Regions from separate parts of the Homo sapiens genome. Here region 2 is linked to region 1. The links are chromatin contacts, found by POLR2A ChIA-PET in ENCODE. All regions are on one chromosome and are shown on one strand. The core of a region is the stretch at or near the end of the contact, and the rest is flanking DNA. Distances in the headings are between cores, read along the strand shown.

Region 1 (4,358 bases), core at 619-3,118:
TCAACTTTTCAGTGCGGCCTCCCCCAATCAGACCCAACCAAGCCCCACCGAAACAGGCCCCTACACACACCCGATCCTCGCGACGTCCCCCAATCAGGCCCCAAGCAGTCCCCAGACGCTTCCCCCAATCAGATCCCCTCCAGCCCGACCCCAGCAGTCCCACTGGCCCTCTTCTTGAGGAGCCCCGACATGGCCTGGCTCCGAGGCCCCACCCCCTAAGCTCTGCTCGGTTCCCCCCTCCCCCGCCCGGCCCGTTCTAGCTGCCAGGAGGATCGGGCCCAACCGGCTTCCCGGCCTTTCCCGGTCGGGCGCGGCCCCGACGCCCGGGCCGCGCGCGGCGCAGGCTCGGTGCCCGGCGGGGGTCGACGCAAGCCGGGGCCAAGAGGGTCGGGCTCTGAGTGAGGCCCACTTACCCGGCCCCGGGCAGCAGCGGCGGCAACTCGCGCTGCGGCTTCTCCAGAGACTCGCGCGGAAGGAGGGAGCCAAAGAGAGAGAATTAAAAAAAAAAAAAAAAAAAAAAAAGAAAGAAAGAAAAAAAAAAAAGAAAAACGCGGCCGTAGGTGAGCCGCCGCGGCTCCCGTACTCCGTTCAAACTGGTCCCGCCGAGCCAATCGGAAGGTTCAACCTTCACACGTGCCCTGGCACTTGGGAAACCCGGGCTGAGACAAGGTCCGGTCACGTGACCAAAGAGTTGCCGTTTCTTTGGCCTCTCTAGCCAGCCGGTCCTCCCAGTGTCTCGTTTTCCCAGCATCTTTCACTGACCTGACCGCAAGCTCTTTAGCTGGAGCCAGGAGTTTGGTAGCGCGTGGGGACTTTGTGTGTGATGGATCCAGGAACCCCTCGGCCAGAGCCAGCACCCTCCTTGTCACCTTCCTCCACTAAAAATTGAAATGTGCCTCCCTTCCCCCATCCAGAGGTACTTGGGAGGAGTACGCTGTGTGTGCGCAAGGAAAGAGCTGAGCGTGCTCTTTATACCCCAGAGACAAAGGAAAGAAAGCAGGACAAAGTAAGTGCCTGAGACAAGCCGGGTTCCTACAGAAGCCTCTGCCACTTTTTGCATTATTTTCCAGTACTGTTTGATAGTTTTTACAAGGAGATGAAAAAGCCACAAGGATATAAATTTTTGAATAAAACGAAATGAACTAATAAAATAAACTTTGAACCACGCCTAATCCCTTTCCCTACCTGAAGTTGAATGAGGTGGAACAGCGCAGGAAATTCTGGCAAGGGCAGGGTCATGAAGAAAGAAATCTTCTTGATCCTTGCGACGTCTGAAGACAGTAGGGCACCGTTTTTCCTTCTCTTGAGAGAGGAGCAGATGGTAAAAAGCTGGAGACCCTGTAGCGTCTTGGTTTCCCCTCCCTGCCCTGCCGATAACAAAGTGGGAGACCTCCTGCCACTTGAAGCCTCAGTTTCCCCACTTGTCAAATGGGTATAAGAGCAGTTCGCGCGATTAGAGATCATCCAAGTTAAGCATGACCTGGCCAGCTCTGAATTGTTCCTTAAAAACGTGGCTTTACCCTCCAAGGCTCAAGGCTGTTCTTTTACTGTATTCAGCCCCTCCCTAAGCCGATATTTAATGAATTCACCAGCTCTAATCCCAAAGAACAACCCACCCTGCCCTGAGGAACTTTTTGACCCTCGAGAGAGGCAGAGGTCAATTTTTGCCCCTGCCTGAAGGAGGGGAACAGCTATCTCAACCCACTTGCCGTAGGCAAAGTCAGTCCCGGCTCCGTTCATTCATGAAAATCAAGTCCCGGGCCTCCAAGGTTAGGGAAGTGTCGGCAGGCGCCTAACTCCACTCGGAGAATCGCGGAAGACACCCTAAAGGAGCAGTTGGGATTCCGAGGTAGCCAGTTCCGCTGGACTGAAACCTGGGCTGAGAAACACGTGCAGAAAGCCGCCACCAAGGCATGCGTAAAGGCCTCCCTCTCCCCCACCCTCCGATAAGCCCTGGAACTACAAATCCCGTCCTGCCATGCGCCAGGGTCGCCGCGCTTTGGGGTTTTGGCTGAGACTCAAATTGGCAGGAGGGTCTCTAGACCAACCGAGGTGCATGGGGAGCAGAAGAGTGAGACTGGGGAGCTGGGGCTGGATTTGGGGGTTCCTGGAGCGAGTGTGAACGATAAGAGCTTTCTGGTCAAATTTGGGGGCTGCCCCAGATAAAGATCAGATGGGGAGCGAGTTTGGGATGCAGGAGACAATTTGTTAAGGTTCACCCCCTTCATATAATATGGCAAATTTTCAGCGGCCCTCCGCAAGCCTTGGGGCAGAACAAAGTAGCCCCTGCTGCATGTGTGGTCCACATTGTTGGCCCTTGTGTGGTCACGGAATTTTTTCTTCCTCTCCAGCTGGTGAATTTGAGTGTTGAATCAGGACAAGGTTTTGGGTTTTTGTTGTTTTGTTGTTTTTGTTTTTCTATTTCTTTGTTTTGTTTTGTTTTGTTTTTGAGACGGAGTCTCGCTCTGTTACAAGGCTGAAGTGCAGTGGCGCGATCTCAGCTCATTGTAACCTCCGCCTCCCGGGTTCAAGCGATTCTCCTGCCTCAGCCTCCCGAGTAGCTGGGATTACAGGCATGCGCCACCACGCCCGGCTAATTTTTTTTAATAGAGATGGGGTTTCACAATGTTGACCAGGATGGTCTTGATTTCTTGACCTCATGATCTGCCTGCCTTGGCCTCCCAAAGTGTTGGGATTACAGGCGTGAGCCACCGCGCCTGGCTTTTTTTGTTTTTTTGTTTTTTGAGATGGTGTCTTGCTCTCATTGTCCCGGCTGAAGTGCAATGGCTCAATCTCGGCTCACTGCAACCTCCGCCCCCGGATTCAAGCGATTCTCCTGCCTCAGCCTTCCGAGTAGCTGGAATTACAGGCGCCTGCCACCACGCCAGGCTAATTTTTTGCATTTTTAATAGAGATGGGGTTTTGCCATGTTGGCCAGGCTGGTCTTGAACTCCTGACCTCAGGTGATCCACCTGCCTCGACCTCCCAAAGTGCTGGGATTACTGTGCCCGGCCCAGTTTTCCTATTTCTTTCTTTCTTTCTTTTTTTTTTTTTTTTTTTTTTTTTTTTTTTTTTTTTGAGACACTGTCTTGCCCTGTCGCCCAGGCTGGAGTGCAATGGTGGGATCTCAGCTCATTGCAACCTCCGCCTCCGGGATTCAAGCTATTCTGCCTCAGCCTCCCGAGTACCTGGGACTACAGGCACCCGCCACCACACCCAGCTAATTTTTGTATTTTTAGTAGAAACAGGGTTTCACCATATTGGCGAGGCTGATCTTGAACTCCTGACCTTGTGATCTGCCCGCCTTGGCCTCCCAAAAAGTGCTGGGATTACAGGTGTGAGCCACCGTGCCTGGCCTTTTTTCCTTTTTTTTTTTTTTTTTTATTTTGAGGTGGAGTTTTGCTCTTGTTGCCCAGGCTGGAGTGCAATGGTGCAATTTCGGCTCACCACAACCTCTGCCTCCCGGGTTCAAGTGATTCTCCTGCCTCAGCCTCGCGAGTAGCTGGGATTACAGGCATGTGCTACCACGCCCTGCTAATTTTGTATTTTTAGTAGAGACCGGGTTTCTCCATGTTGGTCAGGCTGGTCTCGAATTCCCGACCTCAGGTGATCCACCTGCCTTGGCCTCCCCAAGTGCTGGTATTACAGGCATGAGCCACCATGCCTGGCCTTTTTTCCTATTTCTTAAGCACCTACTGCATGTCAAGTGGTTTCCAAATGTTATCTCATTAATACCGGATGTGGTGGCTCATGCCTGTAATCTCAGCACTTTGGGAGGCCGAGGGCAGATCACGAGGTCAGGAGATTGAGACCATCTTCTGGCTAACACAGTGAAACCCTGTCTCTACTAAAAATACAAAAAAATTAGCCAGGAGTGGTGGCCTGCGCTTATAATCCCAGCTACTCAGGAGGCTGAGGCAGGAGAATCGCTTGAACACGGGAGGCGGAGGTTGCAGTGAGCCAAGATCACACCACTTCACTCCAGCCTGGGCGACAGAGCGAGACTCTGTCTCAAAAAAAAAAAAAAAAAAAAAAAAGGCCAAATGTTATCTCATGCAAATCTCACAACAGCCCTATGCCTGGCAAACTTACCCTAGTTCAATTAGAAGCTCTCTGTGCCAAAAGAAACTCACAGAATTGGTGTCCAACCAGCCGGGCGCGGTGGCTCACGTTCATGCCTGTAATCCCAGCATTTTGGGAGGCCGAGGCGGGCAGATCACAAGGTCAGGAGATCAAGACCATCCTGGCTAACACGGTGAAACCCTGTCTCTACTAAAAATACAAAAAAAAATAGCCAGGCGTGGTGGCGACCGCCTGTAGTCCCAGCTACTCGGAAGGCTGAGGCAGGAGAATGGCGT
Region 2 (4,358 bases), core at 1,754-4,253, about 23 Mb after region 1:
TCATGACAGCTCGATCATTTTGCCTGTGTTCCACCCATCACAGCCATGACCACTCTGATCTGGGCTTCCTTATCCCACCCACTATGCTGAGGGCTCTACCATCACAGCCCCTGTCATTGCCTATGCCTTTCCCAGGCACAGCCCTGACCCCTCTGGGTACTGTCTCATGATCTGTCATTTTTCCTTTGGTGTGGGATTCTGTGAGGACAGGGTCCAGTTCTATCCTAGTGACATGCCTTGTAGCAGCAACACAGGGTGTGACACTGAATCAAAGCCTAGAGGCTGTTGGGCAGGTGAGTGTCTCTCTCCTGTTCCCTCTGCACCTTCCACACCGACACCCCTCAGCAGGCCTATATCCCTCCGTCTCTACCTTTCTCTGCCTATGTCCTATCCATTTGCCTCTTATCACTGTTCCTCTGTCTCACTTTCTCTCTCTCCCAGTCCATGTGTGTCTCTGTGTCTCTGCCCACTCCTGTCTCTTTTTGTCTCTCTCAAGGTCTGGTCTATTTCAGTGTGTCTCTCCATCAGTGACCCTCATCCCCCCTGCACGCTCACAGACTTTACTGAGTCCCATTTGTCCCCTCAGGACCCAACCAACGGTTACTACAAGGTCCGAGGAGTCAGTGTGAGCCTGAGCCTTGGCGAAGCCCCTGGAGGAGGTCTCTTCCTGCCACCACCCTCCCCCCTTGGGCCCCCAGGGACCCCTACCTTCTATGACTTCAACCCACACCTGGGCATGGTCCCCCCCTGCAGACTTTACAGAGCCAGGGCAGGCTATCTCACCACACCCCACCCTCGAGCTTTCACCAGCTACATCAAACCCACATCCTTTGGGCCCCCAGATCTGGCCCCCGGGACTCCCCCCTTCCCATATGCTGCCTTCCCCACACCTAGCCACCCGCGTCTCCAGACTCACGTGTGACATCTTTCCAATGGAAGAGTCCTGGGATCTCCAACTTGCCATAATGGATTGTTCTGATTTCTGAGGAGCCAGGACAAGTTGGCGACCTTACTCCTCCAAAACTGAACACAAGGGGAGGGAAAGATCATTACATTTGTCAGGAGCATTTGTATACAGTCAGCTCAGCCAAAGGAGATGCCCCAAGTGGGAGCAACATGGCCACCCAATATGCCCACCTATTCCCCGGTGTAAAAGAGATTCAAGATGGCAGGTAGGCCCTTTGAGGAGAGATGGGGACAGGGCAGTGGGTGTTGGGAGTTTGGGGCCGGGATGGAAGTTGTTTCTAGCCACTGAAAGAAGATATTTCAAGATGACCATCTGCATTGAGAGGAAAGGTAGCATAGGATAGATGAAGATGAAGAGCATACCAGGCCCCACCCTGGCTCTCCCTGAGGGGAACTTTGCTCGGCCAATGGAAATGCAGCCAAGATGGCCATATACTCCCTAGGAACCCAAGATGGCCACCATCTTGATTTTACTTTCCTTAAAGACTCAGAAAGACTTGGACCCAAGGAGTGGGGATACAGTGAGAATTACCACTGTTGGGGCAAAATATTGGGATAAAAATATTTATGTTTAATAATAAAAAAAAGTCAAAGAGGCAAGTGTGTCTTAGGGAGTCTACTGGCATTATCACTCTCCACCAAGGAAGGGGTCCCTTAGACCTGTCCCAAGGTCCCTCCTCTACCCTAGCCTATGAGGTGGCTGTAGGAGTAAAACTGTGAGCCACCTCTCAGCCTCTTGCTACCTGCAAAGCACTCTAGGCTCTTTTTTTTTTTTTCTTGAGACAAGATCTGGCTCTATGGCCCACATTGGAGTGCAGTGGCATGATCTCAGCCCACTGCTACCTCTGCATCCTGGGCTCAAGCCATCCTTCCACCTCAGCCTCCCAAGTAGCTGGGACTACAGGTGCATGCCACCACACCCAGCTAATTTTTGTATTTGTTTGTAGACAGGGTTTCACCATGTTGGCCAGGCTGGTCTCAAACTCCTGACCTCAAGTGATCCGCCCACCTAGGCCTCCCAATGTGCTGGGATTACAGGCATGAGCCACTGTGCCCAGCCATGGGCTCTTTTAATATACATCTTCACACACACACACACACACACACACACGCACACACACACATGAGTTGCAAACAGAAAAGACACACACATAGGCATGTATGCACAGACACACGCATAGATGTCCACACAGTTGCACACAAGTGACAGGGCTGCCCCAGGGGTCCTGGGGAAGACTGAATTCTAACTCTCATTAGAGGAGACAAACAAGTGAGCCCTGAAGTGGAGCAGGGAAGGGGAGACTATGGGTAGGAAAATGGCAATCCCCTGGTCCTTACAGCAAGCGTGGAGATCCAGACCCTAATCCTGAGGTGCTGCATCCACAGTGGGCATGGTGCTGGTGCCTGCTTGGATGATCCTTAAAGAAAGGTCCTGGGGGCTTTGGTTCATGGATCCTTGAGCTAGGAGTTAAAGGTCCAGGCCCCTGGGACCCTTGGGAAGCAGAGCAAGAAGAGTGAACTCCTGGGTCTGAAGGAGAATGGGCTGGGGGCTTGGTCTCTGGTCCTGAGAGAGAAGGTGCCCAGACTTCTGGATCTGAAAGAGGAAGGGACTAGGTCTCAACTGCTGCCTTCTTGACTGGGGACATTTTGGAGGCCTGTATTCCTGAGCCCTCAACAGAGGAATGTACTAGGGGATGGGGGTCTCTGATGCTTGCATCCTTGGAAAAGGACAAAACTGTGAGTGTCTGGGTCTAAAGAGGGTGAGAGTCCTGCGGGAGGACTCAAAATCCACAACGGGCGGAGCCCATAGCCGGACTCCTGGCTGGGCCCTTCATGGGGCGGGACGCCTGGAATCTCGAGGGGCGGGGGCCTGGCGCAGGCTCCCGCCCGGGGTTCCCGAGCTGCTCCACTCTGCGCGAAGCCGCCACGCTATTGTCCTGACCAGGAAGGCGGGGCCGGCGCGGGGCGGGGCTGGCGGCGCCGGCGCAGCCCGGGGGCGGCGGGAGGAGGAGGTGGCGGCGGTGGCGCTGGGAGCTCCTGTCACCGCTGGGGCCGGGCCGGGCGGGAGTGCAGGGGACGTGAGGGCGCAAGGGCCGGGACATGGGGCCCGCCAGCCCCGCTGCTCGCGGTCTAAGTCGCCGCCCGGGCCAGCCGCCGCTGCCGCTGCTGCTGCCACTATTGCTGCTGCTTCTGCGCGCGCAGCCCGCCATCGGGAGCCTGGCCGGTGGGAGCCCCGGCGCGGCCGAGGTGAGGCCGGGCCGGGTCCTGGGGGATGGGGGAAGGGGCGGGACCGGGTCTCTGGACGCCGGCGCGGACATGTCCAGGGCAGAAAGCGCGGTCTTTCCAGCCAGGTGGTCAGCCCCCAGGCGCCCCCAATCACATTTATGAACCCAGGGTTCCAGGCCCCAGCTCCCCCATCATGCGACGTCCCAGCCCCCTCCCATCTCGAGCATAGGAACTGGTCTATTCAGAGCCCCTGGTCCCAGAAGTCCAGCCCCCTCTCCAGACCCAGGTGACTCGGCCCCAACCCCCTCCCGCCTGGACATAGGACCCACCAAGCAGCGAGGCATTTAGATCCAATAATCCAGACCCCTTGTATTCTCTGGACCCATATGGAGGCCCTTGCAGCCTCCCAGGACCCAGGAGTCCAGTCCTTCAGTCACCACCCACCCCAACCAGATGTAGCTCTCCAGTCCTCAAGGACCTGGTGTCCAGGACTGTAGGCCCCTGAAGCCAGGCCTTGTCAGCTTTGCATCCTGCAACGGGAGCCTGAGCAAGGGATGGAGGGAGGAGGGGCCAGAACTCCTGGGTTCTGGCCTCCTCCTCCGCGATTCAGGTTTAACCCCTTCGGGCTCCAGAGCGGCTGCGCTGGGGTGGGGGCGGAGTCTGTCTCCGCGGCAACAAGGCAGAAAGAATCCCGGGGGACCCAGGTCGCCATAGCAACGGGAGCGCTGGGGCGCCCCCGCCCTACGGGAGCTGTTTCCCAGGGAACGGTGCCTCCATGGAGGCGGTGTGCGGTGCTTGGGGGAGGGGGCTGGTGCTGGGGGTCTCGGTCCTAGGGAGCAAAGAACCAGGGGACCCTCATGCCAACGCCCCCCGAGCCCTCACTGTCCTTTCCACTTCCATCCAGGCCCCGGGGTCGGCCCAGGTGGCTGGACTATGCGGGCGCCTAACCCTTCACCGGGACCTGCGCACCGGCCGCTGGGAACCAGACCCACAGCGCTCTCGACGCTGTCTCCGGGACCCGCAGCGCGTGCTGGAGTACTGCAGACAGGTGGGCGGGGCCGAACGGGAGAGGCGGGGCCGCCCATAGAAAGCTAGACTTGAAAAAGGCGTGGTCCAGGGTGCTGCGCGATCTAAGGCGTGGAGGCTGGGGGGCGTGGCCAATAAAG

What was found. ChIA-PET counts read pairs that join two places held with the same protein, here RNA polymerase II (POLR2A).
Region 2: POLR2A ChIA-PET joins it to region 1 with 10 read pairs in activated CD4-positive, alpha-beta T cell. The contact joins the promoter of APLP1 here to the promoter of TNPO2 in region 1. POLR2A ChIA-PET finds 5 or more read pairs at or near these places in 2 of 52 experiments (activated CD4-positive, alpha-beta T cell and activated T-cell).

Annotation. Positions count from the first base shown.
Region 1 is chr19:12,722,064-12,726,421 of GRCh38, forward strand. TNPO2 (transportin 2) reads right to left here and starts at 1,869. Exons shown (of 26, transcript NM_001382241.1): 1 at 1,706-1,869; 2 at 1,186-1,302. RefSeq lists enhancers at 1-402, 403-1,020, 819-968, 1,021-1,639, 1,640-2,256 and a silencer at 229-318.
Region 2 is chr19:35,865,571-35,869,928 of GRCh38, forward strand. It overlaps APLP1 (amyloid beta precursor like protein 1), which reads left to right and starts at 3,004. Exons shown (of 17, transcript NM_001024807.3): 1 at 3,004-3,213; 2 at 4,097-4,240. The coding sequence starts at 3,067. It overlaps LOC107985317 (a long non-coding RNA gene), which reads right to left and starts at 3,787. Exons shown (of 4, transcript XR_001753932.2): 1 at 3,522-3,787; 2 at 2,305-2,560; 3 at 917-1,023. It overlaps KIRREL2 (kirre like nephrin family adhesion molecule 2), which reads left to right. Exons shown (of 15, transcript NM_199180.4): 15 at 587-1,566. The coding sequence ends at 922. RefSeq lists silencers at 2,825-3,084, 3,175-3,244.